5 separate regions of the Mus musculus genome follow, and regions 1, 2, 3 and 5 are each linked to region 4. A link is a loop called in an ENCODE intact Hi-C map of the cell type or tissue named here. Cell type or tissue: left cerebral cortex. All regions are shown on one strand. Links, peaks and the distances in the headings refer to the core of each region. The heading gives the core; the rest is flanking DNA. Region 1 overlaps Fnip2 (folliculin interacting protein 2). Region 2 overlaps Fnip2 (folliculin interacting protein 2). Region 3 has its middle 66 kb from the start of Gm36442. Region 4 overlaps 4921511C10Rik (RIKEN cDNA 4921511C10 gene). Region 5 has its middle 74 kb from the start of Gm36442.

Region 1 (6,112 bases), core at 553-5,552, 250 kb after region 4:
AAAATATCATTTCAGAAAATTTACAAGGTGTTAAGAGTTCACAGCTATACAAAAGGACATGGCTTCCCAACATTTACTATTAAATTTACTGTCTTTATGAAGGACTGTATTCCCATTTAGAATGAGGAAAATCAAAATAAGTTGAAGGATCCTATTGCTATTTTTCCAATAAAAAGATTAGTTAAGATAACATTCCATCCTTTAGGGGCTAAGGAGACAGTTCTGTATGAACAGAACCCATGTTTAAAAAACAAACCAGACATGGTGGTGGACACTTCCACCTGGCTGGTCAGCCAAGCCTAACTGGTGAGTGCTGGGCCCCAGTAAGAGAGACCCTGTCTCACAAAACAAGGTAGGTGGGACTGGAGAGAACGCCCTGTTTTTCCAAAGGACAGCAGTTTGGTTCCCAGCACCTTTTAGGCAGCACACAATAGCCTGTAACTACCTCTAGGGGATCTAATGACTGTGGGTACCTGCTTATGTGTAGCAGACACACACACACACACACACACACACTCACATATACCTTTAAAACCAACCAAACAAACAAGTATCAGAAGCTGGAGAGATATCCTAAGGAACAATGCACCCAATGGTGACCTCTGGCCTCCATATATACAGGCATGCACTTAAAAAGTACTTAAAAATAGTACTTTTAAGATACACACATGTGCACACACACCACTACCAATACCAGTTCCTTAAAGTTATAGCTTTAATTGTTAAGCAAAGTTTCTTTAGTAACTGTGGTTGTACACACCAATCATTTCTAATAATTATATTCAGGCTGAGGACTTGATGAATCTAAAAGGTCAAAGTCTGGCCGCTGAGACACATACTTAAAAATGTTCAAGTACTTCATAATAAACTGTGTCATATGGTATAAACATCTGTAATGGTTCATCTTAGTTGTCAAGTGAGATTTAGAGCATGCTTGTAAAGGATTGTCTTGACTGGGATATAAAAGGTGGGAAGACTGGCTCATGATGGGCGGCACCATTCCCTAGGTTGGGATCCTGTATAAAGAGAAAGTGAAGAGCACAAGCATTCATTATTTTCTGCTGCTTCTCCACAGATGCAATGTGATCAGCTGTACTGAAGCTCCTGCTGTTGTGACTGCTGCAGTGACAGACGATAATCTCAAACAGTGAGCCAAAATGAACCTTTCTGTTCTAAGCAAGTCTTGTCAGGGTATTTTATTACCGTAACAGAAAAAGACTAAGACAACCTCGAAACATCAGAAAAAATGGCCTCACCTCATAAATATCTCATCTCTCAAACTAGGCTTTTGCTCTGCCTGTAGTTGCTCTGAATTCATTGCCTTCCTGTAGCTATCCAGGATGGAAACTTTGTAGTTCTGTAGGTGTTAAATAGCTGAGCTAGTGATTCATATATGTGGTAAGTTAGTAGCAGGAGCTGATGGTAAATGGTAAGAGGTCCCCAGGGATGGTCTTTACCCAAGCCTCAAGCCCAAAGCCTCAAGGCTTGCATGTGCTCTAGGAGTTGGTAAAAGCAGCATTTTACAGGAGCCCACCGAGTCCCGGCATCCTGTGTGCACCCACATGCTATAGGTTTACCAGTCAGCTACTTGGTTTTTTTCATCTGGAGTTATTTCTCCTAGTTTATGGGGGATAATTTTGATATTGTAAATATTCTTTTCTTACATCTTCAGAAAGGCTGTTTTTCTGATTAATTTAATGCCTGACTTTTAAAACATCTCAAAATTTTACAGTACAGACATAAATAATATGTAGGTGTGATGTTTTATAATAGAATGATTACATTTAATTTTATCAAATTAATGATCGATTTTACCATGAAATTGTTTCTTACAAATATTAGTCATACTGTTAGAAGTCTTCCCAGCTTTATGCAAGTGTCCCATGGTTCATGTGACTGACATGTGTCCATCATTTTATGTTAGAAGGGTATTGGTGTGCTAGTTGGAAGTTTGTCTTTTAGACTCTTTTGGGCTTCTTTTTGTCTTGTTTACTGACGTAATTTACACATTACAATTCACTAATTATATACGTAAATTGGATGAGCTTTAACAAATGTATATACTTGTGTACCCACTGTCATAAACCATGCATTAGAATTTTGCTGGACCCACAGAAGTCCAAGTTCCTTTGTAGTCAGTCCTCTATAGCTAGTTATCTCAGCAACAACTAATATGCCTTCTAGAACTGAAGTGGAAATTTCTGGTTTCTTTAACTCAGTTGTGTCATGTGATGTTTTCCTGGAGGCTGTCTTGTCAGAAAGCATGTGATGTTTTGCTGAAAACAGACACTTGAGAGGGTGAGTGATGTTTAGAAAGAATATAACTGAAGCCTCACAGACAGGGGGTTGCAGTGGGGAGCTTGTGAATTGCTAAGTCATGCAACGTGACCTTTGCTGGTCTTCACTTCATAGAAATGTGCTAAAGAACGTCTCGTGGTATTCCGGCTGCTTCTGGCAACTTCCACTGCTTGTGCTCATTTGGTGGAGCCTTGCTGTTTCTGCTGGATCAAGCCACTGCTACTGATTCATGTTTGGTGTTTGCTGTTGAACTGGACTGCTGGTATCCTGACAATGAGGAGTGGAATCGTTCCAAGAAACTACTTCTAAACAGATCCACCACACCCTTTCCTTATTAAGCTTCCTTTTCCTCTACCTCTGGTCAGTGGGTTAGAAGGGAGGTTGAAGTGTTTAAGAACCCTAAATAAAATAGAGGTTTTGAAAAATCTAAGCCTACATAGAACTATTGCTCGAACTTTTGTAGAATTTCATGTCTGGCTTCTTTAAAAATAGTACTTTTAAGATATAGCTGTAATCATTGCATTTTAGTGCCTTATTTTTGAGTATCCTCTTGTAATTTGTTTTTCTGGAGATGGCATAGCCATATTGCTCTTGTGGAAGTCCTGGGTTCAGTTCCCAGAACCTACGTGGCAGTTCACAATTGTCTCTGACTCTAGTTCTAGAGAACCTGCCATCTCTGCAAAGAGCAGCCATGCATATGGTGCATGTGCTTCTATGCAGACAAACACTCATACATATCAAATAAAAGATAAACGGAGAGACAAAGAGAGAGGAGAAAAGAGGAGAGGAGACGGGGAGGGGGAGGGGAGAAAGAGAGAGAGAGAGAGAGAGAGAGAGAGAGAGAGAGAGAGAGAGAGAGAGATTGTTTCAAATGTGGCCAACAAGAACAAAACAGCAGAGCTAGAGAGGTGGCTCAGCAGTTAAGAGTACTGGCTGCTCTTCCAGAGGTCCTGAGTTCAATCCCCAGCACACACATAGCCCGCCCCCCATGGTGGCTTATAATCTCATAATGAGATCTAGTGCCCTCTTCTGGTCTGTAGGAATACATGGATGATGCAGACCACTGTAGACATAATAAATAAGTAAATCTTAAAAAAGAGAAAGAACAAAACAGCCATGAGCATTCATATTTACAAATCTTGGTGCGAACACTGTTTTACTTCTCTGAATAAATCCTGAGTGGAAATGCTGGTCATGTGGTAAGTGCAGGCTTAACTCTGCAAAGTGGCTCCACTGCCATCTGCTATATATTCCAGCTTCTGTTACTTTGTATCAATCCTGGTCTCAGACTGTACTTTTCAATTGTAGCCATCACACAGAGTGCGTAGTCATTTTAATTTGCATTTTTTCTAATAGATAACAAAACTGATCAAAAAATGACTGCTTCACCAGCTGCGCCTTCTGACAGACCTCACTGTGTCCTCCATGCACATGAGGGAGGGGGCCGCGCAATAGCACAGCGATCATAGCCCCATGCTCTGCTCCTTGCCCCAGTGCAGCAGACAGCACGGCCAATGCTTGTGAGCACTTTCCTAACTCATTCCTAAAGAGGCTGCCTTCTGTTTTTATTTAGTACCATCCAGCACCCTGTGCTGACCATTTGTTGCTTTGAGCTGCTTATCTGAACTTCCTAACTTCCTTCTGGATAAGGCCTGGTGGGTCTGTAAGCTGCTGTCTCCCCTCTATCGAGGTGCCCAGGCCATAGTAAGCCAATGCTCCTTTCTTGAGATGCAGAAGGAGGTCGGGTGGCAGCAGCACTGGGCAGCACTGGGCAGCGCTGTCTCTTCTCTCCCCGACAGCAGGTAGTACAAACCCTGATCGCTCTGCTGCTCTCCCAACTCTATGTGTTCCTCATAGCCTTCCAATAGAGTCTTCTGCTTACATTATGCTCTGTGAGATGGACTACTAACTGCATGCATCTCCGGCTGGCCCCACACTCAACTCAACAGTGATCCTGTTGCCTCAGACTCCTGAATGGTGACATTAGAGGCATCTGTCACCAAGCTCTGCTTCAAAATCTAGCCTTTAAAACACTGATCTGAGGGTGATTTGGGTCCTAGCTTCCAACTGACCCTAACTTCCTATATGTTCTCCCTGCAGCAGAAAAAAGGAGGGAAGGTACATGTGCCAATCCAATCTCCCAACAGTCTGTGTGGTACCGCCCGCCACCAATGGGAAGAGTCTCTTTAAGCACTGAAGAAGAAAGAACATTCTCTATGTGTGAACTATAGCAGAGGCTTGTAGCAACATATATGGTCAAGAAGGGCAGAGGGCTTGGTATATAAAGTTAAAGCAGTAACTCACTAAGAAAAAGAAATGTACGAGGAAGATCACTCATGGAAAGTACGCTGAGCCTCCTTTAGGTCACGGGAGCACAGGAGCAAGGAGAAAGAACACAGGCAGAGACACGGGGCCTGTGGGTCAGCAGTTTCCTCAAGCCCCTCCCTAGCACAGGGGCAGGAACATGGGAAACGCTACCTCCTGAATTATAACAGGCTCTGCACAGACAAAGGATGGAGCCCTGGCATCCTGCTCTGCCTTACAGCATGGGTTTCCTGATATGTACAGACTCCAGCAAGAGAAGGGTGTTGAGCACTGAGGGCCTTGGAAACACTACAAGAGTTATATATTCTCAGACTAAATCCTTCACGCTCAGTCCCTGAGTGCTCCTGAAGAGTTAGCCACGCACATCCACCTCAGAGTGTCACCTAGGACCTGCTTATTTGCTGGAAAACAAGAACGTTCTAAAAGAAATATGACTCTTAAAAGTCAGGAGAAAGCAGCTGGGAAATGGTCAAACCATCACGGAGAGAGATCACACTGGTTGTACTGTGAGGGAGCTCGACTGCCATACAGTCAGAGAGATGACACGTAAGCGCTATTGATTCTATTGACTGTTGATAGCCCTACTAATAGAAACAGGCCTACTGGAGAGGAGCCAGGTTAAATGCACTATGATTTGGCCTAAAAGTCAACTGCTAACTAAGCTCATATAGACTTGGAAGAAATCTAAAAATCCATGTTTTGGGTTGTTTCAGCAACACAAACCTACACATACCCGATGCCCTGGAGCTTAATTAGTTTGTGTTTTTGTGACATGCCCTCAGTATGTAGGTCCCAGTGGGCTTTTACCCTGGGGCCAGCGAGGGCTTTAACTTGTGGTCTGCTTGCCTCAGCCTCTTCAGTGCTAGGCTTACAGAATTTTCCTCCAGTTCATTTTCATCATGGTGTTTTTCCTGTGAAGGCAGCCACCATGCCTAGCCCTGGCCCTTACGGAACAAGTCTCTTCTGAGAAGGCTCTATAGTTGAAAAGTGTATAGCACCACACTGCACAAAGGAAAACAGAATTACACTGATGGTTTCTGATTTGCTACACAAAGACTAGTCTGGGACTCACACGCTAGCCTCAAACTTGTGTGCCACATGCCCAGAATTACGTTTCTTTTTAACATTAACCTTTTCTTATTAGCTATATAATAATGGCAGAGTTTACTAAACAGATTTGGGGCATGTTGAGACAGAGTTTCATGTAGTTCACACTGGACTTGGACTCGCTATGCAGTTAAGGATAATCCTAAAATCCCAGTCTTCCTGCTTTGACCTTCCAAGTGCTGGCTCATGTAGAATTTTTTTAATATCACATCTTATCAAATACATATATGTATCAAAACCATACAAACCCGGGCGTGTAATAATACACACTGCTAGGCAGAAATTTCCTTAGAATTAAAGCATTCCTTCGTAGAAAGAGAGTGAAGCTTACTAAGATTCGGGAAATGAAACCTACAAGGCTCAGAAAGTCAATCAAAAGCCC
Region 2 (6,112 bases), core at 394-5,393, 270 kb after region 4:
CACATAGAACTGGACTCGGAGACTTGATTCAGAGATCTTCCTACAGGAGATCATGGCCTTCATGGAAGAGAGAGAGCCACGTTACTCTCTAAGAAGATATTCCTCTATGACTGGCCTGCTGACTCACTAATGAACAACGATGCTATAATACATTTAAAATATTGATGGTAATGACATTCTTCCTCATCAAAACCAGTAACTTCCTTCCCTACAGCACCCTGGTCTCTAGCCTTAAAAATCCTAGGGTCATCATACAGGACACTCTTTGACCGCCTTACGCAGGCCATCTCCACATAACGTGTCACTTTAAACTGCAAATCTCTCCCCTATTGGCCACTAAGTAGGTCACAATCATATCACCTTCCATTTCCTTATTTAAGTGTTTGCCTGGAATGGAGCCCGGGGCCCTTACCTTTTCGATTGCACCCTTCAGCCTGTTCATGTGAGATTCAAACAGGGGGAAGTGGGAGAAAAAGAAGTCCTGGAAATCCCGCTGGGCGGCCTCTCTCTCACACAGGGAAAAGATGATGCTGATGGCGATCTTCTTCCTTCTAACCATAGCTGGATTAGAGCTACACGTTTCTTCGGCCAAGCTAAATGTCTCATCAGTTGACCTGGAGGAAAATTAGGTTTGAAAAGCGGCCATGTATCACTGAGTCGCTGAAGGTAAGCTGTCTTGTCGTGGGGTGACACTCAGAATGCTTGTGCAGAATACCGAGAATTCAGCCGGCCAGCCATCTACCTCCAACTCATTCTCTTACTCCTTTATCAGGAAAACCAAGAGGATATGCACTTACCAACATTACACGTCTTACACACCACCCACCATCTTACCATCCAAAGCAGCTCAGACGGAAGCCAGTGGCAGCTTAAACGTGTGACTCTCACCCTTCTGATTGCACTGAGGAGTGGGAGAACACAGGGTCTAGCTAGAGAGGCACTCGTGGGGTAAAAGTCTTTGCTGTGTTGCACATGCCCAGTCACCTGAGCTCCATCTCTGAGATCCACTGAAAAGGCTCATGTGGCAGCACAGAGCCATGATCGAAGCATCCCCACTGCGAGTGACAGGCAGGGACAGAAGAATTGGTGGTGGGACACTCGCAGGCCTGCTAGCCTAGAATACGACACAGGAGAAACAAGAGAAACCTTGCCTCAACAAGACAGAAGGCAAGAACTGACTCCTGAAAGTTGTCCTCTCATGCTCACGGTGCTCTCTGGCACATGTGTGCCCTAGAATATAAAACAAACGAACCACGGAAACTCGGGTCCTTGTTTTTTAATGATAGGTAAGAACAGATGAGAGACTCAGAAGACGGGTCCTGTGGAATATTCATGCTTCGACACTCACTGGCACCATCCCCAAGGCTATTAATACCAATAGATGAAGTAACTCCTCTAAATGCTCCAAAGAGGCCATGTGATTAACTGACTGAGCACTCTGGAAAATCCGCTAAGCAGAAAGGCTCAACTCTCTTCTAATATGGTCAAAAGGCTCTGCTTCTGTAATAAAAGAATTACAGAGCCAATAGCTTCTTAATACCCGTCTTAGGAATAATACAATTACGCTTTAACCATGACTCTTATTTAAATGCTATGAAGAGTCACGAGAGCTACCACAATATCTACTAACAGCAAGAGGGAAAATAAGAAAAAAAAAATTGTTTTGTTCTACACCAAAGTAAAGGCCAGAGTATACTGCAAATTAGTATAACTAGCCTGTCACACAGCAGCACGTGGCACATTTTCTTTGTCACCAACTATACCATTTTTAGGGCTCTATTCACAGTCTGCAGTCTCTTGTAAGTTTTGAACTATATGGGATTTTACTAACACACGCACTAACATTTACTAACATACGGCCAAAGCTGCACGGTTAGGAAAGCAATGTTAAAAAGAAGGCTCTGAGGTGTCTGTTTCTGCTCTCTCTATCATCCCTCAAGATCTGGGATGAGGGTGTAGGCCATAAGGTCACTCCTGATCTGCAGGTGTGGAAACACACCAAATATCCTAATAAACCACCAACTCTTTTCTCTGAGAGATCTGCCCATCCTAGTGACAGAAAAAGCTTGGAGAATCATGCAGACTGTCACAGATTTTCACACAGAAAGTGACCTGCTATTTGAAAAGGCTCCTACTCTTGTTATAAAGTCCCTGTATTAAAAGCTTGTTCCTATGCACCAGTTTATTTCTGTTACACAAATAGAGATTCTAGCCAAGTGTGGTGGTGCACATCTGCAATCCCACCAACTCAAGAGGCTGAGGCAGACAGGCTGAGGATATAGGTTTGAACTCAAGTCCAAGGACAGCTTAACAGTGTGATCATGTAAAACTTGCCTCTTTGCTGAATGTTCTATTTCTCACCTTTCTCAAAAGCAAAGCACTCGCATCCTCCTCAAGCCACTTGGACTTTCATGCGCAAACTGTGGCCATCGCTGGGCTGTCATTCACCTCCTTCTCTCCCTCTAAACTACGTCACCACAGCTATGAGCTTTAGCACGGCAGAGAGTGCCACCTGCTGAATGCTGTAAAGCTTCCCTGGCTGAACCGAGGCCACATCTCACTGTCTCCATCACACATCTCTTCGAGCATCTAAAGCCACTGGACTTTAGTGTGTAGTCCTGGATCAGCTCTCCACAGTGAAACAAACCAGTGTCCTGATTATCTTTTAAGTATTATTCCACAACAGAGAATGCTTGGGAATGTTTCAGAGAACCAACTGTATAGCCAGATACTTTTTCATCCTCTCTCCAGGTCCATGTGTGCTGCACAAGCTGTTTTGGAGTACACAAACTGAAACAGCGCTTGCTTGGGGACAGAAAGCTCTCTGGCAACGATTGTAGAGTTATAACCCAGGATGCAGGCTCTTGGAAATCAACAGTGACCAGATGCTCATCCTGACTGACCCATCAGCTCCAGCTCATGCTACTGGATGCTCTGCGATGCACTACAGGGAAGATCCGGAAGCACTCAGACCAGTTAGTGGGTTTTAAAACATGAGCGCACATGCATGCGTGCGCGCGTGCACACACACACACACACACACTCACACCATGGCTACTCACTTAAGCCTTTCCCATCACACAGAGGAGGCATGGAATTCCATACTCTATCACATGAGAGTGTGGAGTACAGAGTTAGACCCTATGTCAACAAAGAAATAAGTAAATGAAGCTGTGTTTTGTTACACTTAAGAATATACTCTTATATGTAAGTACCTCAAAATCATAATCACTCAAATTTATAACTATCATCATTTTAGCACATATGAATAAACTATAATCGATATATCAGAGCTGCCAAGCACAATTACTGTTGAGGTCAGATTTGAACTTACACTGAACCTATGAAACAGATAGTATGATGAGCCTAAGAATGTCCCACTGGCAACTTTGTTCAATTTAATAACTAGAAGGCTTGCAAGGGGCATGTCTCCATGTCTGGCTCCTTTGGGATTCGGGTGTTTCTCCCTAAGGGATGAAATGCCCGAGGCTCCTCAGCCCCCACAGGTATCAGAGCTATTGCTAGCTGCAGGATACAAACAGGTGTCCAAATAACCCAAGCTTGCCACCTAGCACGATGAAGTCAGAAAGGAGCCAGCCTTTAGATTTACATCATCCTTAACTACTAACTCTCTTTAAGAAGAATATTCTACTTATTTATATTAAAATTAGCTTTCTTTTTTCAGATACGGTCTCATCCCATAGCCCTGGCTGCTTGAAACTTGCTACATATACCAGGCTGTCCTCAAATACATCTGTCTCTGCTCCCTGAGTGTTAAGAGTTGAAGGTGTATACCACCATATAGGATAGGAAGGGTGTTTTTAATTACTGTGGACTTCCTTTCAAAGCCAGAAGCTTTTGATGCCAGGCTCTGTTCCAGTGGTAATGTGTACGTGCACTCTAGCACTCAGCCGTGAGAGGCAGTGTGTGTGCACACCAGCACTCAGCCGTGAGAGGCAGTGTGTGTGCCTGTACTCAGCCGTGAGAGGCAGTGTGTGTGCACTCCAGCACTCAGCCGTGAGAGGCAGTGTGTGTGCCTGTACTCAGCCATGAGAGGCAGAGTGTGTGCCTGTACTCAGCCGTGAGAGGCAGAGTGTGCCTGCACTCCATGCTCTAGATCAGTGTCAGCCCCAGAACAGAGGATGGGAATGGACAGAAGGGAGGAAACTGAGTTTCCAGGCCACATACTTCCTACAGGGAGTAGTCAGCAGCAGAGGGAGGCTCCTGGACCTCTCAACTGCACGTTCCTACAGGACAGGCTGGGACCCACAATACACTGATCACTGTGTTTCCTCTTCTGTGTTAGTTACAATAGCAGAGTGGGACATCAATACTTAGAAAAAAATAAGATTTAGAGAGAATCATGATACTGTTTTGTACCATATTAAATTATAACACAAAAATGTTATTTTTAGAATTTATAATTTTATGTTGTTCTTCATATAACACTACTATATTTTAAGTAAGATTTTTTAAACATGAGCTTTACATTTTAGCACCTGTACTAGCATTCTTCTTGCCTTATGAGTAGGGGCCTGGCATTTTCACATTGCACTAGTCCCATAAATTATGTAGCTAGACCCACTACGTGCCCAGGCTTTCTGAAGGTCAGATTCTTAGTTAGGTGGAGGCTCAGCAACAAGTCACAGTTCCCAGTGCCAGGTCTCCACTCAGTTTGGTTTTTTATATTTTAGAGGCATAGGCTTGAAAATGCTACCGACAGCTTCAGATATAAATCTGAAGGGATGGAAAGGCATTTGCACTGGAGAGCAGTCCTGTGACGGTTCTCTGCATCCATCTCTTCCCACTGCAGAGGCTGCAGAAAGGTAGTGGGGATGGAAATGGCATGAACCTGACACATGCCAGACTGATACCAATGAGAGCAGAAACACTGATAAGTTTGCCCCATTGGCCAATGTTTTATCTGCAGTTTAAAAAAAAAATTCTGGGCACCTGAGAGGCAGAGGCAGGTGGATCTCTGTTGAGTTCAAGGCCAGCCTGGTCTATATAGTAAGTTCCAGATAGCCAGGGCTATGTAGAGACCATGTCTCTTTTTTTTTTTTTTTCTTTAAAATTTGTGTATGTGGCTTGTGTACCTATGGCATGTTACATATCTGGAAGTCACGGGTAACTTCCTAGAGCCGGCTCTCTTCTTCCACTGTGTGGCTCCTGATCAACCTCAGGTCTCTGAGCTTGGCAACCGGTGCCCTTAACCACAGAGCCATCTTGAGAGCCCAAATTTGGTTTTTTTTTTGGTTTTTTTGGTTTTTTTTGAGACAGTGTCTGTGTGTAGCCAAGGCTGGCCTTGGACACAGCTTGCCCTAAGTCTCCCCAAGTGCTAAGATTATATATATGCACTGCCAATGTTTTATTTGCCATACACTAAACGTGACCTGACCACCTGACTGGATCATCTAGTTGTATTCTCCTAACGCAAAGGCTGAACCCGTTACCATCCTAATGCTTAAGAAGAAGCTGCAGGGACCCAGTTAATATGCTCCAGCACGTGTGTGATGAGGGCAGAGCTAGACTTGTCTCTGACTCCACAATCTCACCACTCCACTTTAGTCCACTCAGTAGACTAAAGTGAAGGACCAGCTGCAGCCTTTTAGGGTCTTGAGAGAACAGAAGAGATTCCCTCAGCTCTCTGCTCAGCTTATCTTCCTTTGGGGCTCCTCATCACCCTCGGTCCCCCCCAGAGTCCCCACCACTTCGATTCTCCCCGCTTGGTTCCTATGCACTCTGAGCCTTCACAGTGTTTATCCGGTACTGATCTTCCTTGACACCTGTTGCCTGGGACATCAACTACTTCAGCACAAGCACATGGTTGAGTCATCTTCACAGATTCTCTCAAACATAGTGACTACTAGGCAATCTACAAACTCAGCGAATTGACATAAATAGCTAGCTCAGTGACATGTGAAAATTCCATTTAAATGTTTTGAGATACAAAACCAAGGGGTTGGATGCTACTGGTATAACATCAAATGTATGCTCTGCACACAAATGAGTAAGCTTTAGGTTCAAAAACAAACTGAATCAAGGTAGAAAGTAACTTGAGGCTATCTTTATGTATTCTCATATTTTTACCTGTGTAGTCTAAGGATTTAAG
Region 3 (6,112 bases), core at 521-5,520, 220 kb after region 4:
GGACATGCATATAACACAAACACAGATTGGCCATGCTTCATCATGACTGATTATCCTTGAAAGTTTAGCATTCACATAATTCCTTAGTGTCCATTTCGCTTGTTTCTAGGCACAGCAGTTTAAAAAAATGCTTATTCATGTCCCCGTGTATGTCTTTGCTACATGACGTGGACATCTGGAAAGTCCCTGAACATACACTGGATGTATGCTTATACTGTAAAATCTGGCTAAGGCATCTATTATTTAAAGACAGGAACAACAAAACATCGCTGACACTGTAAGAAAAACAAGAACAAACCAAACCAAAACCTGAGAGAACAGCTCGCTGAAAAAGCAATTCATCACCCAAGGGTCACAGTGTAGATGCATGCCACCCTTTACACAAGTTACAACTGTACAACAGAATAGCTTCTGGGTCTTTGGGGTCATCAGTTGTCTTATTTGGCCATAATTTGGGGTTCAATATTACCTTTTGACTTTATTTTAAGTAGGTTGTTAAAATCAAAGATAGACCCTTGGTTTTGCCAGTATCCTGAAGTCCAAACATCAAGCAAGTATGGTAGGCATGTGCCTTCTGGAGAATTCTATGAGGCACTGTACCTAAGAAGCACAGCATCTTGGCCTATGGAATGGGCAGAGCTAGGAATATGGCTCAGCAGTTGAGCATTTGCTATACCCATGGGGACCTGGGTCCAATTCCCAGCACCCATGTGGAGTCTCTCACAATGATCAATAACTCCAGTTCCAGGGCATCTGACACCCTCTTCTGGCTTCTTGGGTAAATGGCATGCATGTGGTACATACACATGCATTTAAGCAAAACGTGTACAGTTTTTTAAAAAATTCCTTGGGGCTGGAGAGATAGCTCACTCACTGTTCTTGGAGAGGACCATGTGAGGAAGCCACAACTGCCTGTACCTCTAGTTCCAGCGCCCTCTTCTGGCTTCCAAAGGCAACATTGCAAACACACACACATACACGTTTTATATATATATATATTATACAGGGAAAGAGACACAGATAGACAGACACCTAAATAGAAAGAAAAAATTTCCTTAAAAAGAGAGGATAGCTTCTTATAAGCCCTGTTCTTTCCATTGGGCAATAGTTATCCTTTGCTTTTAAACGTTTTTCTATCAATAGCTGCCTAATATGTATGTTCTTTTGATCTGTCTGGTTTAACAACAACAATAAAAAAAACCAACCCAACTTTTGTTTTTTAGTAGTGTCTATGATATAGGCTGTTGATCCAGGGTCAAATAAGCACTATTCCAGGGGGAAAGATGAAATGTTTAGAGAGTAGTGTATGTACAGCATAATCATAAATAATTCTAGGGTGGTGTGTCAAGATGGAGAGCCAATCAAAGGAAACAAAGCTGTACTTAACTCACTTAGAATATGTGTGGCACCAGTCTGGAGCATCATGACACGCTGTCCCACCTTCCAAAACCTCTGCCCTCATGAAGGGCTGAGTGGTGATGCCTGGCTGCAGTCAAGGCCAGGCTGGCCTCTGGAGGTGGGATGGAGAGCACCCACAGTAAGGGTAGGGATGGTCTTTTCAAGTAGCCAGCATCTCTGAAATATTCCCCCATCTGTTGCTGTTCATCATCAGCAACCCCCTGCCCCATGAGCCTATGCAGAAGGCTAGCTTGAAAACGGGAAATATGAAGAAATTCATCTTAAAGCTCTCTCTTGAGCGATCTGATGGTAGGTGTGGGCTGCACTGAAGATGTAAAAAGATCCATGTAAATAAAGGTCTCCCGGGAGTGTCCCAAGGAGAGAAGAGAGGGAAGGACTTGTCCCTTAGACAACAAAGGACCTGACAAGTGCTTCTGTATGTGTAGCTCAAAACTTCCCCTTTGCCAATGGGACTTTTTTCACTTCCAGAATTAGAAAGAGCAAATATTGATGGTGCCTTGAGGAAGCAGCCAATGAGAGAGCCATATCCTTAGGGAAGAACTTAAGAGAGAGCAGGTCATTAGGGTCCTCCGCGAAAGCCAGAAATACACGGATACACAATGACATCACTTCATGGTGGGTACGGAAAACGCAAAGCCCCAAAGGAAGCTTGTCTCTGTGAAACTCAAGTGAGTAACTCACTGTGCTATATAGATTAGGTGGGAGGCTGACTCACTGGAACTCAGCACAGTCACTTTGAAAAGTTAACCTCAGAATCCAAGAGACAGCCGCTTAACCACTTATATGGAAGTATTTTTAGTTCCCCAGACAGAGCTCACAAGATGTGGGTCAGGGCAGCAGACAGAAGAGAAAGGGTGGCTTCAGGCACCGTGGGTGCTGGCCGCTTTGGTGCTCCAGAATAAATAGCTATTTTAATCAGCTTATGACAACATTCAAGCCAGTGACCAAGAGGCCACTGAATTGTTTGGTCATGAACCAAAGCAGCCACGGAGTCCACGAGGTCCCAGCTCCACACAAAAGGCAAGACACCTGGAACCAGGGCAGCCCGTCTTCACGGCCCCTCCTCAGCACCTGGAGTGTTTTCTCTGTCACAAGCATCCACAGGAAAGCCAAGCTTGCCCTGTCAGTTTTAGACACTTACGTAAGAAAAGGCCAGCCAGTTTTTCCTGAGTGCTAAAACCTATTTTCTCTCCTCAGCCCATTTCTTGATGTTCAGGCTGCTAGGAAAAATTTGGTCATCTCTGAACCAGCAGTTGTAGCGGAAATATCAAACATTGTTGTGTAATAAAACATTTTTAAATAGTAAAAGAAGTAGTCAATCTAAGATCATTCCCACTGTCTGCCAAGCCCTTCACTATGTGCAGGATCGCCGGCTTTCTAACTGGAGATAGAAAAAAAAATACACTTTTTAAAAATTTTTATTGATGCAAGCAAAATAGACCATAAATGTGTTCTATGTCAGAACCCACTAAAGATACTAAAGACACAGAAACATAAAGGGACTGGGGCTGGGGCTTAGTTGTGGAGAACTTGTATAATGGGGGTGACACTCTTATTCAATCCCACTAACACACACAGAGACACAGACACACACACACAGACACAGACACAGACACAGACACAGACACAGACACACACACACACACACACACACGCTGGGAAGATCACTCAGCAGTTAAGATCACTGGGTGCTTCTTGCAGAGGACCTGGGTTTGGTTCCCCATATCCACAGGATGGCTCACAACCATCTCTGACTGCAGTTCTAGAGGATCTGACGCCCTGTTCTGGCATCTGCAGGCATTGCACATAGGTACAGGTAAAACACTCATACACAAAATGTTTACTCTAAGTTTTTTTTTTTTTTTAACAAATGAGAATTAGGTAAAATTGAAGGTAGTGCTAACAGTAACAGGGCAGAAAGAATTTTAAAAATTTAAAAGAAGGCAATGAGGCTGAAGAGATGGCGCATCAGGTAAGACATTCGCTGCCAACCCTGATGGCCTGAGGTTTGATCTCTGGGGCCCACACCGTAGAAGAAGGGAAATGACTTTGGCAAACTGTTCTTCGGCCTACACACATGCACCATGGCACACATGAGCACACAAAGAGATAAACGTACTTAAAAAAATATGAATGAAATAGCCTGAGAAGTTAGACTGCTAGAGAGAAGAGATTTGAAAACACAAACTTCAAGGACTCCCTGAGGAGGATGTGGCCCAGCACCAGAGAGCTGCTGGGATATCAGACTAGAATGTGTGGAGAGCAATCAGTCTGGCACACGGGAAGGTGATGCTAAGAGCCACCAGGGTGCACTGGTGGGAACTCAGGGCCAAGTAGAGCATGAGGAGGAGGCTACCATAAGCCACTCTCAGTGCATTTAAGGAGCTAAAGGGAACTGCAACCCTATAGGTGGAACAACAATATGAACTAACCAGTACCCCGGAGCTCTTGACTCTAGCTGCATATGTATCAAAAGATGGCCTAGTCAGCCATCACTGGAAAGAGAGGCCCATTGGACTTGCAAACTTTATATGCCCCAGTACAGGGAAACGCCAGGGCCAAAAAGGGGGAGTGGGTGGGTAGGGGATTGGGGGGGTGGATATGGGGGACTCTTGGGATAGCATTGGAAATGTAAATGAGGAAAATACCTAATAAAAAAGAAGAAAAAAAGAAAGATGGCGTTGCCTATGATCCTCAGGGTGGGTGATGTTGAGCTGCCTGCCCCCCTTTTCTTCATAACTCCAGGGCAGGCTTGAAAACCAACTGCCTTAAAAGACAATATCCATGAGAAACAGCTGTCTACCAATTCCTGGAGGCAGGACATAGGTTTGAAGACCTCCGGGAAGCCACACACACAGACATGTCATAGTTAACCTGCCTTTGAAAACCCAGGAAAAGCTCCTTTCCCAGACTTTTCAATTATTTTAGCTCATTTTGTATGTAAACAGCTCAGTCTCATGGGCACTTGTCAAAAATAGATTAGCAGCAGTTATCCAATATCACAGTTATCAGTAATGAGTTGGGGCAAACAGCAGATGCCTAATACCTTAAAGGGACAAAACAGAGAGTGAGAGAGTGTGCAGGAGGCTGTGTGAGAAGTGTTGCTGCAGCTCCAGGAATCTAGAAGGCAGGATGCCCAGGATGGACGCGGTCTATGTCTAGAAGGCCTGATATCATCCAGGCTCTCACTCAGGCTGATCCTGAAGTACTGTGCAAAGGATAAGCTAAGGCTAACTTTCATAGTAACCTGCCTTCCAGGACATGGGAATAGACCTCAGTATGTAAAAAGACCAGTATCTCCAATGATTCAAAACATTCCAGAAAGTCTCTGGCCATCATTGGCTGACCATTGAACTCACCAAGCAGGAACTTCCAGGGACACATAAGACGCTTTATTTAGTTAGTTATTTAAGGATTTATTTATCTATTATATGTAAGAATACTGTAGCTGTCTTCAGACACTCCAGAAGAGGGCATCAGATCTCATTATGGATGGCTGTGAGCCACCATGTGGTTGCTGGGATTTGAACTCAGGACCTTTGGAAGAGCAGTCAGTGCTCTTAACTGCTGAGCCAACTCTCCAACCCATATGGTACTTTTAATAAATTGGAATCATCACTGGACAACATTATTGCCACTGCCAAAACAGTAGGGTGAATATTTAGGAAGCTCAATAGAACCTAGATAAATAGACTCACGGCTGTATACAGCAGGTCAAACCTCAATGACAACGACAAAGATAGACTATGGAAAACAGCTAAGGAAGGTGACATAAAACTGACTTCTCGGCAGACACTATGGAGACCAAAACCATGGGAAGATGTGGGACACCTTCTGTATTGTTCATGGGGGCTGGGGGAGTCCCAGAAGTACTCTGAACTGCACAGGCCAAAGACCAATGCTCTTGGCTGCCCACCAGAAATCGATGATGAAGATTCGATGAAGTTTGCTTGCAGGACACAAAGAAATCAGGCTGTAACAGAGCCAGCGCTTCCTCCATGCTGGCTAGGTTTCAAGTATGGAAGGTGCTAAGTAGGGTGTTGTGTGTTTGGGGTGGGGGGGTGGAGCCATCAGTAACCTTATCCAGCTGTGGAACCTCCGAGCTACACTACAGGCCTGCCAGGCAAGATGTGCCTCTGGCATAAAAGTCTGACTGTTGTGGGGTAAGATACTGAAGCCTGTTCCACAGAAGGAATCAAGGCTGACAGTGTAAACCTAGTGCAAAGCCGGTGCTTGGGAGATTTTCTTGCTAAAGCATCTAAAGCTAGACTTTAGGGTCACAGAGCTGCACTTTGCCTAGTTTCCATGGAACCTTAAAAGCAGCAGATATGCACCCAACCCTCTCACTAGGTCTTGGTGTCCCCCTGCTTCACAGACTCTTCCACACACGGCTCTGACTGGGCTCCACAGGCAATGGGGAGATGAGAGTGTTTATGGCTTCTATCAGGTGTCCACGGAGGCAGGAATGTCCAGCAGCTTCGCATCTGGAGATGCTGGGTGTGGGAAACACCTAGAACCTCCTCGGTGAAGGCAAGCAGGCCAGGTTTGCAGATGCCCTTGGGTCTGTGGCCAGAAATCTCCTCAAACAGTGAGAAAGGAACCAATCTCACCCACTGAAGGCTGGCAGCTGTTTCTAGACCGTCTCTATTTGCTTTCGATGTTTCTATTTTTCTATTCTCTTTCATCTTCTATT
Region 4 (6,112 bases), core at 448-5,447:
GAGCAAATGCTCACAAGCAGGGACTCAGAGGGCTGTCTCCAACGTTACTCATGAGGCGTACAAAGGCTACATTTTCAGGGCTTGGTGGTGCAGCAAAGTGCCTGTGTCTCCCAAGATGACCATTCAGTTTACAAGTTTTATTTACAAGGTCCCTAGTATTTCCACACTAAAACATATGCAACAGCTACACTAAGAATGAGGAAGGAGAGAGAACACATCCTTGGGGCCCACCTCTCCTTCCCCCACTGTACGTGACCCTGGGATGTGACTGAGAACATATTTGTGAAGTGTACTGGCTAGTTTTGTGTCAACTTGACACAGCCGGAGTTATCACAGAGAAAGGAGCTTCAGTTGAGGAAATGCCTCCATGAGATCCAACTGTAAGGCATTTTCTCAATTAGTGATCAAGGGGGGCGGTCTGCTTGTGGGTGGGACCATCTCTGGGCTGGTAGTCTTGGTTCTAGAAGAGAGCAGGCTGAGCAAACCAGGAGAAGCAAGCCAGAAAAGAACATCCCTCCATGGCCTCTGCATCAGCTCCTGCTTCCTGACCTGCTTGAGTTCCAGTCCTAACTTCCTTGGTGATAAACAGCAGTGTGGAAATGTAAACTGAATAAACCCTTTCCTCCCCAACTTGCTTCTTGGTCATGATGTTTGTGCAGGAATAGAAACCCTGACTAAGTCACAAAGTAATAAATGCACAGGGCATTTCGTAGCAACACAGGGCACATACCATGCCCCCCAAAAAGGTAAGTTTATCTAGGAAATCAGAACGACTACACCTCTGCCAGCAGAGCTAACGTGCTCCAGAAACATTTACATACTCAGAGTTTTTACAACATATTCGTTTCATCTGCAAGCATCTATATAACCCCTAATGGTCAAATGAAATATTTACAAAGCTTATTAAAGGGCCCAAACAGTTTTTTGCTTTTTTTTTCTGTTTTGTTGGTTTTTGTTGGAGACAGGATCTCACTATGTAGTCCTACCTGTCCTAGAACTCATTCTGTAGACCAGGCTGGCCTTGAAGTCGTAGGGATCCACCTGCCTCTGCCTCCTGAGTGTCCTGGTATTAAAGTGTGCACCACTACACCTGACTTCGAGTTTTCTGCTTTTTAAATTCAGGCTTTTAACTACCATTGTTATTGTTATATAATTTTGGTGTCCCTGTAACTGAGTATGTACTCTACCACTGAGCTAAATTCACTAACCCTTAAATCCAGATTTTTATTATCAGCTTTAAAGTGAAATGTGACCCATGTACAGTTTATCATCTGTAATCACTATAGCTCCAAATGGCTTGGTTGGAAAGAGGAAAAGAAGAAAGAAATTCTTGATTTTTTTTCAAGGCAGCCACCTAATTTTTCCTCCAATATAGACCAACTAGGAACATATTTAAGGCTGGCAAAGCTAAACAGCATACTGCAAGCTTCCCTCTGGCAACCCAAGAGTGTCATATAACATAAAAAACGGAATTTCCTTCTGCTGCTGAGCATTCAGGGGTCCCAGCTCTGGCATCCACATACAGACGCACATATCCTTCTTAGAACCCTGCACGAAAGCCATTAACTATACTTGAACCCACAGACTTACACACACACACACACACACACACACATTTACATGTTAGTCTTTTAGATGTTTAAAATGCAAGTCTCAAGCTGCACTGCAGACGCTGAAACTCTCCTCTGAAGATGCAGTCTACCACCATTCTCGGATACTTTTTCATCTGAAGATGATAACTGAAATCCAGGGTGGTATATGGTTTCTTCTAAACCTCTCTACTAGGAATAACACAGTTTTAAGGCACCACTAAGAAACTGTATGGCCCTGCATCATTCAGTTCACAGAGCAGCAGCCGCTCTTTAAACACCCTTGCTAGCATTATTTCCCAAAACACACCCCACAGAAGCTAGTGCAATACTGCATACATCATGTCTGAGAGATCCACAGAGCACACTGAAGTCATACAGGAAGAGTCCAGAAACTTCTCCATTGCTAGGAAGGGTGAGGGTACCTACCCCAGGCAGGGCGTGTTTGCACCTTCTAGGGGCATCAGTCAAGCCTCTGGCTTGCAAGCTGCCCCGCCCCACACCGCATTCCCCATTCAGGGAAAGCACCAACAATCTCTTCACCTTTTCCTTTCCTCGCCATGACCAGGGAGGAACCTGATAAAGTCTGTAAAACACACTTCTCCCAAGTGAACAGTGAGCAGGCGGTGGGAGTGTGTGTGTGGAGGGGGGGGGGTACAGAGAAAGAAGAGGGTGTCGTCTCTGCTGGGGTACCATGTGCTTTCTCCAGCACTCTTGAGAAGGGTGGGGAGAAGACAGGAGAAACCGGCCTTCAGTATCATCAGAGAGCTTTGGGAAAGGCCTCTTAATGGGCTCAGACAATCCTCAAAATGGCCACAAGGTGGCAGAATGGATCAACAGCCCTTTCTTGGGACTCAAAAAAGTAAATATATATATATATCTGGTCACAAATTCAGGTCTTTGAGGATCATGAAGAGAACAATGGTTTTTGTCGTGCCTCTGCTGGGGGACACTTTAATACCCCCCCATCTGATTCCCAGCACCCCTGCTGGGTGATAAAAGGGATTTTAACCAGCCTCTCCACCTGCAGGGGCTGATACAGCCCAGAGCAGTTAGAACAAAAGCCGAGGTCACTACACCACAGAGGGGTTTCAGGACAGCACACTTAAAAGTTAGGAATCCAGACCACCAGGTCTTTAACAAATAGCTTAAGTATCTATTTTAAATATCTATTTAAACCACGTGAAAGCAAAATACTGTTTTTTCAAAGTTACTAATTAACACCCAAAAGAAAAGCAATCCTCTGGGGTGGTGATTTCATTAAGTCCACGTGGAAGGTGAGGAGGCGTGGTAACCGGGACACCTAGCTGAAGTCACCTACCCTGAGGCCCAGGTGTATCCCAAGGCTTATCTCAAACCTCGGATTTTTATGACACGTGGGTGAAGAGCAATGTTCAGGTTGCTCTGTGGTTAAAAATTCCTTGGATATTTTCCACAGAAAAAAAGCAACCTATGCATTTTCTTTTTAAACAGGGGTATTGAAAGCATACAGGGCTATCAAGATGGGTCAGAGTGACTGTGTGCTCTATTCATGCCTGACTACCTGAGTTCAACTCCCAAGACCTCCCTAGAGATGGCTGGAGACCCCACACTCCACAAGGTGTCCACATGTTCTCTCCCCAACATGCACCCACTCAGACAATAATAACACGGTGTTTTTAAAGTAATCTTACAGTAATGACTGCCTCCTTAACGCGGGAAATACAAACTGGACTTCAGGATTGCGAAAATTCACCCTTGTTCCATTCCACTTGAACTTGGTGTTAGGGACCTGAGACCAGTCAGGTGTCCATCCAGAGGAGGCAGAGACAATGAGACTCAGGGAAGTCTCCCTCTCCAAGGCTTGCTGAAGGAAATGCAAGCGCTAAGTGAGGTGACTAAAGGAAGCCACAGGAAGTTTTGTTTACAAACTGTGCATTGTTCACGTAGGGAAAATCGTGTAAGCAAGTTGTTTTCACTTCTGAAGATTAGAATTTCTCTTCAGAAGAAAATGTACATTTTACCAGAAATTCATCCCGTGGACAAATGACGTGTTCAAATCAATCACTGCTTGTAAGAGTCTGTGCTTACCTTCAGCACAGTGTCTTAAACACCAGCAGCCAACAGCTTCCCCAACCTCTTAGGGAGAAAGCAAACTTCACATCCGATACCTTCATTTTATAGTGTTTAATGTCTCAGCTCGTAAATTGGAATTTTAATGTTATGAGAATAAATTAACAGAATTGAAAATCTATCTGCATTCAACTGTGCTCTCTGTCACTAAGTTCTCACCGGTTGATGAACAATGATATTTTCAGTTGACATTTAAACATCTGAATAAGCACAACCTCCGAAAAGGTCAATCAGCTATGTACACACAGATACACACACGCACACACTCACTCCAGTGAGTCCCGGTCAATCTTTACTGTTTAACAATTAACCAAACGCCAACTTCCATCCAGCAGTTAAAACACTTAGCTGGCTACACTGCCAATCTGGTCTGGCTCTGGTTACCTGTGGAAGACCTGTCTGGGATCAGGTGGGCTAAAGGGGCCACTGAATTGCCACCTCTCCCAAGAGAACCGTGTCCACACCTCATCCATAGGATGCCTGAGGTTTCTCACAGTCCGTCATCTAACCCCAGAGGTTTGATCAACGGCCCTCCAGTGGTGGCATGCAGAGAGGGGTCTGAAGGAAGGGACACAGCAGAGCAGGTCACTGCGGACAAACACAGCTCCTCGCTGCCTCTTAGCAAATAAATGCATGCACTCTCTGAAGGAAGCAGATTTTAAATATAGAAATTGTCATTGCTGTCATTTTGCTAGGACAAAAGACAAAAATAATTCAACATCTGTTTCTCCCGTCTTGCACGATCTGCAAGGTCGCAAGTACCAATAGTATTACTTATTCCCAAACCTCGTCTCTCCCAAGCGGATCTCAGAAAGAGCCTGTGAACGACAGAAACGCTAGCCACTGCTCAGGCTGCTCTCTCAGACCTATCTGTGAAGGAGAGCTGCAATGAAGGAGACAGCTTCACCACACACAGATCGCCACTTACAGAGAAGGTGAGGGCACTCACGGCAGGGGCTGGGGTGGGGGAACCACTGGATTTTGGAGAATTGGAGGCTTATAAAATAATCAATTTTTTTTTTCTAACCAAGCATCCCATTGTAAGAACAGGTGAGTCGGTTTCTGGACCGACTCCGTCACAGTCACAACTCTGAAATCTCCTTTGAAGCACCAGCCAAACGTTTATCCATAGTTCTGGAGACGGCTGTACCTCTCCAGAGGATGCAGTGTGCACTTAACAATCTATGTCTGTGCCGGTGCCCTTTTTACGTGACGGACCTCACCTTATTCAAAACTTCATTCTATCATTTTCCTAAAAAACCCCTCCTCCTCTGAAGGCGACCATTACCAAGATTCTTTAGAAGTCAGCAGAGAGCAGAGTGTCCTTGGAGTGCTGAGTCTCATCTTGGGAAGCCATTCACTGCAGAGTATGCCGCAGAGGGAGCAGAGGAGGAAGGAAGATGGCCCTGCTCCACGAAGCCCAAAATTCTCTGCCATAACAAGGTGTGGGCTGCTCTGGAACCAGGGCTATAAAGTATAGCCGAGCTTGTGTGACAATGGCTGCTGGGACTCAGGGTCCACACAGGCAGGAGGAACGGGCAGATGCAGAGTCTTCTCCGAGGAAAGAATAATCTCAAGGAAGGGCAGGGCAGGGCGTCCAGGGATGGGAGTCTAGGGAGAAATTTCCACTACCATGCAGCAAGAGATGACAGGACAACATGGCAAGATCCTTGAGAGGCTAAAATTATATTCAGCTTTAAAAGCACAGCGTTATTTGGGGCTCATAAACTCCCTTCTGTTGTTGCTGTGTCTACAGTGCCCTTACCTGAGATTATTACCAAGTAGCCCAGAGTTTGTCTAGTAGCCTTAAAAGAGGGGCATTTTTTTAAAGATTTATTTATTGATGTATGTATATGAGTATACTTTAGCTGTACAGATGGCTGTGAGCCTTCATATGGTTGTTGGGAATTGAATTTAGGACTTCTGCTCCCTCCAGTCTGCTTGTCTTCAGACACAACAGAAGACGGTGTCAGATCTTATTACAAGTGGTTGTGAGCCACCATGTGGTTGCTGGGATTTGAACTCAGGCCCTTCAGAAGAGAAGTCAGTGCTCTTACCCACTGAACCATCTCACCAGCCTCAATGGAGGTTTTTACATTGGTGTCTGGATTTCTAAGTGGTGGTCTAAGTGAACCAGTCTTGCTCAGGGAAATTCCCAAACTCAGGACCTATGTGTGGTCCCATCCAGGCAATCCTTCTGATGCAGGGGTAGGAAAGCATCCAAAGATGCTAGGAATACATCCAAAGATGCAAGAGTATTTATCTCCCACTCTCTACATCACAGGCCTCCAGAAAAGCATCTAAAGTGGAATCTTCCCTCAAAAGATCTGGTGGCTTCTTTTCCTTCTTTAACATTGAGAAACCTTGAAACCAGTGGTAGGACTCAGAACAAAATGCAAATTTTGCAGACA
Region 5 (6,112 bases), core at 589-5,588, 220 kb after region 4:
TGAACTGGAAGCTACCACGTATAATCTATTAGTCAACATAATATCGCAGCTACTGCTCACAGAAAACAGATAATCTCTAGCTGGCCTAAACAGTGAAGAGCTTTCAAAGTGAGAGAATGAAAATACACATGCAAGTGCTGACTGTAGTATTAGCGTAAGGGTTTGTATGGCATGAACCACCCTGTCTTTAAATGTCGGCTCTTGCCTATGTAGGGTCCTCAACAGCATCTTGTGCTCATCCATTATAAACCAGATTCAATTTTGTCCAACATCACTTCCGGTTTTTTTAATTCCAAGTGAATAAGATGAATTTTGCCTTCGAAGAACTTATCACCTTGCCGGGGACTAGTTAGGGGTAGGGGAGCAGACACAGATGAAATGACACTATAGTTGATGATAGATAGCATGCAATGATAGAAATACTGAATCAATTAGTGTTTGGGGACAGGTACTATACTTGATGCTGGTTCAGATACCTAAAAACCTAACAGTATCAGTTACAATAGGACTGAAAGACCTAGTGGAAGCAAAGCCCACAGTTGAAAGTTTAACTCTGGGCAGGAATCTAGAGAAGGCTACCCAAACTGAAGGATAGGTAGGATCAGCCTTGAGAGTGGCTGGATTTCGAGTCCAAAGTGTTGCTATTTACAGATGTAATTTGCATGTTCAGACAAATTCCTCTTTGAGCCCAATTATCATGTATTCGACAATAAAAACAGTTCATTTCTAGTCTCGGAGGCAGTGTGTGAAGCTGGCAGGGTTGATGCAGAGCGGCTGGCTTGTTTTCTGTCTAGCAGCCTAAAGGCTAACTCATTAAAATTCAAGGATGGATGGCATGGTGGGTGGCTGAACAAATGTCTTCTTCATGGAGCAGAGCTGAGGCCTTCAAGACATTTCTCCCAGAAGCTAAGCTGCTCTTTGCAGCTGTTCAGTAAGACACCACCGGGGCGGTACCTCCTCCTCAGATCCACCTCGACACATATGGTCATGACAACATCAAGAACAAAAACAGGAAGACGTCATGGCATGGGGCCATGGTTATACCATTCCTTATTCCAAAATAAGTCATTTTAAATATAAAATTGTTTAAACCTGAGCCTGTTTCCAGTTTATGGTTTAACCAAAGGCAAGAATTATTCCACAGCCCTGGGGATGAACCCAAGTCCTCAAGTGCTCTAGGTAAGGCATTCAAAGCACCGCAGGGGCATCAGACATATGGACTGGACTTATGGATGCTTTTATAACCTCTAGTGGATTATATTATTGGACCAAAAACAACAGCACAAATTTTGGTGGAAGTATTTTAATATTTTTACTCTGATTCTGTATTATGGATCTGATATATTATGGGTTGGAGCAAATGAAAAACAAAGTGAGATTCTCATTCAATCATTCCTGCTTTGAATGAGTACGAAAATTCTTGGAGGAGGTGGGGGGGGCATTACAGATGTAAAAGAGATGAAAGTCTCTGAAGTTTATTACAATATCACTCATCATGTTCACGCCCATGCGTGCATGTGCACGCGCGTGCACACGTGCACACCCCCACACCATTACTACTACATGGATTGTAGTTGTATATTTATTTTCCCCCATATTCTCTTCACTGCAAAGACCTAAACATAAGGGCCAATTCAGTAGCTGAAAATTCCCTTATGTTTTAGATAGGGTTTTACTACTATAAACAGACACCATGACCAAGGCAACTCTTATAAAACATTTAGTTGGGGCTGGCTTGCAGGTTCAGAGATTCAGTCCATTATCATCAAGGTGAGAGCATGACAGCATCCAGGCAGGCATGGTGGAGGCGGAGCTGAGAGTTCTATATCTTCATCTGAAGGCTGCTATGAGGAGACTGACCTCCAAGCAGCTAGGGTGAGGGTCTTAAAGGCCACACCCACAGTGACACACCTACTCAAACTGGGCCACACCTTCTAAGAGTGCCAATCCCTGGGCCACACATATACAAACCATCACACGTTAGTACTTAGATTCTTTTAGTTTGTTTTAGGGACTAGATCACATTGTGTAGCTCGGGCTGTTCTTAAACTTACTCCGTAACCCCCCAATTGGCCTCAGTCTTGCCTCAGTCTTCGGAGTGCCAAAAGAAAACAAGCATACATCCTACACCGGGCTAAGTGTTCAGATTCTCCAAATACCTTCACACCAAAAGCAATCAGGGCATCTTGGAGAAATGGCTAACTATAGCTTTGGAGAACGAGATGAAATAGATGAACCTGAAGCATCTCAACAGGCCATGCAGCAAGACCAGACAGCAAAAGAGTTGTCAAAACTCACTGTAGGGCTGGAGAGATGGCTCAGCAGGTAAAAGTGATTGCACAGTAAATGTGATTATCTAAGTTTTACCTACACACTCATGTAAAGATGGAAGGAGAGACCAGATTTCACAAAGCTGCCCCCTGACCTCTGAAAATGTGCACTCACATCTTTATATCCACTCACCCCATAACAGCAAAGCAAAGCAAAGCAAAACAAAACAAAAAACACCCTCTCAAGTCGAAAGGAACTGGAGGAGTCAGACTTGAAGAGATTTTGGGGCTGGAGAGATGGCTCAGCGGTTAAGAACACTGGCTTAACCTCTTCCAGAGGTTCTGAGTTCAATTCCCAGCAACCAAGTGGTGGCTCACAACCATCTGTAATGGAATCTGATGCCCCCTTCTGGTGTGTCTGAAGGTAGCAACAATGTATTCATAGACAGAAAATAAATAATTCTTTTTAAAAAAGAGAGAGAGAGAGAGATTTTGTGGGCCAGAGACAGAGCATTTGCTTAGTAACCAGGAGGCCTTGGGTTCCATCCCCAACACCAAAACAAATCAGTACAGAGGCCCTTTTTGGAGCATTCCAGTGAACTAACTTTGAAAACAGAAAATAGGAGGAAATAAAGTCATGTGAGTTCCACTTTTGCAACACACAGCACACCACCATATAACCACACAGAAAGTGAGGTGACTTTAAAAGAGGAAATCCAAGTTCTCCAGCTTATGAATACAAAAGGAGTAACAGAAATGGAGGCACCACCCCCATGTGAGGCCTAAACAGTTACTGCATCTATGCACTGGTGCTAAGAGGCCACCAGGAGCATCGCAAGCAGAATGCGTAGATCGTATGTGCCTCTTAGGTTATGTGCCTTGTGATGGGAGAAGCTAGGCCCTTTCTAGAGATCATTAAATGGTTCTGAGGATGGAACCCAGACTCTCCTGCAAGCTAAGCACGGGCTCTATCATTGAACGCCTTCCCATTCTCCTTTCCAGACTTACACAGTAAAGACCTAGCATGGACTTCAGCATGTGACTGCCTCTGGAGGTAGACATTCAAATGATGTCACCGAGGAATCCTAACTCCACTGATATTGGGAGTTTCTTAAAGATTGATTGATTGATTGATTTATATGAGTACACAAGCTATCTTCAGACACACACCAGAAGAGGGCATCAAATCCCATTACAGATGGTTGTGAGCCACTATGTGGTTGCTGGAAATTGAACTCAGGACCTCTAGCAGAGCAGTCAGTGCTCTAAACCACTGAGCCAACTCTCCAACCCCAATATTGGGATTTTAAAAAGTTATTCCCCCTTAACCTAAAGTGTTCTGGTTGGAATCTGTGTCTCCACCCTCCCCTCCTAGCATTGGGGTTCCAGACATATCCCACCATGTGCAGCTTTTATGTGTGTTCTGAGCATCTGAACTCTGGGCCTCATGCTTGCACAGAAAGAAAGCATTTTACCCAGGAAGCCATATACCCAACCTTTAAGGAGATTTTAAGAAGAAATTAGGGTTAGCATGTTGCTCAGTTGTTAAGCCTTTCCCTGGCATGCATGAAGCTATGGGCTTAGTTTTTAGCATCACAAAACAAAAATAAAGGAACATGAGTATGCTCATTATGAGAAGAGGTTGTCGGGACACAGGTACAGACGGGCCCACAAGACACACATGGAGAGACACATCTACCTCGCTGCTATTTAAGCCACCAGCTTGTAGTGTTTTGTTACAGCAGTCCTAGCGAATTTGTGAAGTAGCCTTGCCACAGAACTCAGCATGACACAGACCCAGCTCCGACTCCCACTGACGACGTGTAGAAATAAAACGATGTCAGAAAATGTCAAACAGTATCAGTGAAGAGAGACAGAAGATACATGACAGAAGTTTTATGGGACAAGCAACCCAGTTTTGTTAACGAATGAGCAGTTAAGACGTAATAAAAAGCCTCAAAGAGTCACCAAAGAGGTGTGAAGCTAATTTGGATTTTCCAACACTTAAAAAAGTTGGGCTGGAGAGATGGCTCAGCGGTTAAGAGCACTAACCGCCCTTTAGAAGATCCTGAGTTCAAATCCCAGCAACCACATGGTGGCTCACAACCATTCATGATGAGATCTGATGCCCTCTTCTGGGGTGTCTGAAGACAGCTACAGTGCACTTACATATAATAAATCAATAAGTATTTTTAAAAAGTTAGGAGACAACTCAACTTTTGGATAGTGATTAGTCAAAGTATTAATTGTTTAGGGTAAATACTGGCCAAGCGGTTACGATAAGAAAAAGATGTCATGTGTTTTATACCATAGAGATAGGGTGTCCTGGGGATGGGGGTTAGTAATGAAGAGAGAGATGAAATAAGATTGTCTGTCAACTGATGCTTGCTGAGTTGGGTAATGAGTAGTAGGATACCGTCATTTGTGCACTGTGTGATGAGGAGTGGGGCACTGTCATCTGTCCACTGTGTGATGAGCAGTCGGGCACTGTCATCTGTCCACTGTGTGATGAACAGTCGGGCACTGTCATCTGTCCACTGTGTGATGAGCAGTCGGGCACTGTCATCTGTCCACTGTGTGATGAGCAGTGGGGCACTGTCATCTGTCCACTGTGTGATGAGCAGTGGGGCACTGTCATCTGTGCACTGTGTGATGAGCAGTGGGGCACTGTCATCTGTCCACTGTGTGATGAGCAGTGGGGCACTGTCATCTGTCCACTGTGTGATGAGCAGTGGGGCACTGTCATCTGTGCACTGTGTGATGAGCAGTGGGGCACTGTCATTTGTCCACTGTGTGATGAGCAGTGGGGCACTGTCATCTGTGCACTGTGTGATGAGCAGTGGGGCACTGTCATCTGTGCGCTGTGTGATGAGCAGTGGGGCACTGTCATCTGTCCACTGTGTAATGAGCAGTGGGGCACTGTCATCTGTGCACTGTGTGATGAGCAGTGGGGCACTGTCATCTGTGCGCTGTGTGATGAGCAGTGGGGCACTGTCATTTGTCCACTGTGTGATGAGCAGTGGGGCACTGTCATTTGTGCGCTGTGTGATGAGCAGTGGGGCACTGTCATTTGTGCACTGTGTGATGAGCAGTGGGGCACTGTCATTTGTCTGCTGTGTTCAGTGCTTCAGTTTTGCAAATGAGTAAAAGCAAATTGCACCACCTCTCATTGTAGCGAATAAAGCGATAGATTTCCTATCTAGAGAAAGGAACGTGCTCCAAACTGACACCAAGCAGCTCCAACGCCACGCCTTCCCTTTCTTCCCTCACCACTCACAAAGAAGCAAGGGATGTCCAGGAAGCACCAGCATAAATAAAGGAGGCCTGGGCTGCTGAAGCTGGCAGGGGCCACTGGACGGCTTATGTGCCAATGTCAGGAGTGACACTGCACTCTTAATCGGGAGCCTCAGATGATCTATTAGGTATTTGGACACCTGCTTCTGAGGCTATGTGCATGGGACTGCTTGATGCAATGGTCACTTCATATAAGTCACTTTAAAACACCGAATGAGAAGCATCCAGCCCCTCTGCGTGTTTCCACGTTGCAAGCAGGTTCTTGGCACCGGGAGCGTTTGCAGTATGTTGTTGTTCTGTGCTAGAGGACGGGTTGGAGTAGATTTCGGAGCCTGCGTAGGGGAGCCCAGCTGGAGTCCAGAAGGGCAACCAGCAATGTGCTGGTGACATCATTAGTCACATTCTGGAGCTCAGGGAAGGAAGCCAATCTGGTAAATTAATGAAGACGTGTTCACTCAAGGCACAGAGACGATTCCTGTTTCACTCCTTTAACTCAGTGTAGTGGTAGAATGTTTAAAAAGCCTTTACAATAAAGTGGTCATGATTCC

The links. Hi-C counts contacts between places; a loop is a spot of excess contacts. Peaks named below come from ENCODE experiments on the same cell type or tissue, not always from the same donor. Only the 100,000 strongest peaks of a DNase experiment are listed, where the experiment ranks them.
Region 1: it touches region 4 in a loop (2.7-fold over the local background); 4 of 42 quality-filtered maps call a loop at or near these places.
Region 2: it touches region 4 in a loop (4-fold over the local background); 10 of 42 quality-filtered maps call a loop at or near these places.
Region 3: a loop joins it to region 4, with 2.8 times the contacts of the local background. A loop is called at or near these places in 21 of 42 quality-filtered maps.
Region 5: a loop joins it to region 4, with 3 times the contacts of the local background. A loop is called at or near these places in 20 of 42 quality-filtered maps.

The regions. Positions count from the first base shown.
Region 1 is chr3:79,466,083-79,472,194 of GRCm38, forward strand. The region is part of intron 14 of Fnip2 (folliculin interacting protein 2); the gene reads right to left. Among named protein-coding and RNA genes, the nearest start is that of Gm36442, 43 kb to the right of the region's middle. In left cerebral cortex, for the core only: a CTCF peak has its summit at 3,349 (motif pointing left); a DNase peak (open chromatin) is centred at 3,533.
Region 2 is chr3:79,492,864-79,498,975 of GRCm38, forward strand. Fnip2 (folliculin interacting protein 2) reads right to left here. Exons shown (of 17, transcript NM_001162999.2): 9 at 413-614; 10 at 1-57. Among named protein-coding and RNA genes, the nearest start is that of Gm36442, 16 kb to the right of the region's middle. In left cerebral cortex, for the core only: a CTCF peak has its summit at 2,520 (motif pointing left); a DNase peak (open chromatin) is centred at 2,495.
Region 3 is chr3:79,443,119-79,449,230 of GRCm38, forward strand. It overlaps a transcript of Gm17359 not described here. Among named protein-coding and RNA genes, the nearest start is that of Gm36442, 66 kb to the right of the region's middle. In left cerebral cortex, for the core only: a CTCF peak has its summit at 3,198; DNase peaks (open chromatin) are centred at 2,213 and 2,549; H3K27ac peaks cover 494 bases.
Region 4 is chr3:79,219,430-79,225,541 of GRCm38, forward strand. The region is part of intron 1 of 4921511C10Rik (RIKEN cDNA 4921511C10 gene); the gene reads left to right. It also overlaps a transcript of Rapgef2 not described here. Among named protein-coding and RNA genes, the nearest start is that of 4921511C10Rik, 9.6 kb to the left of the region's middle. In left cerebral cortex, for the core only: CTCF peaks have their summits at 2,415 (motif pointing right) and 2,623; DNase peaks (open chromatin) are centred at 2,402, 4,519, 4,878 and 5,066; H3K4me3 peaks cover 451 bases; H3K27ac peaks cover 1,576 bases.
Region 5 is chr3:79,435,489-79,441,600 of GRCm38, forward strand. It overlaps a transcript of Gm17359 not described here. Among named protein-coding and RNA genes, the nearest start is that of Gm36442, 74 kb to the right of the region's middle. In left cerebral cortex, for the core only: CTCF peaks have their summits at 902, 2,656 (motif pointing left) and 4,409 (motif pointing left); a DNase peak (open chromatin) is centred at 908; H3K27ac peaks cover 967 bases.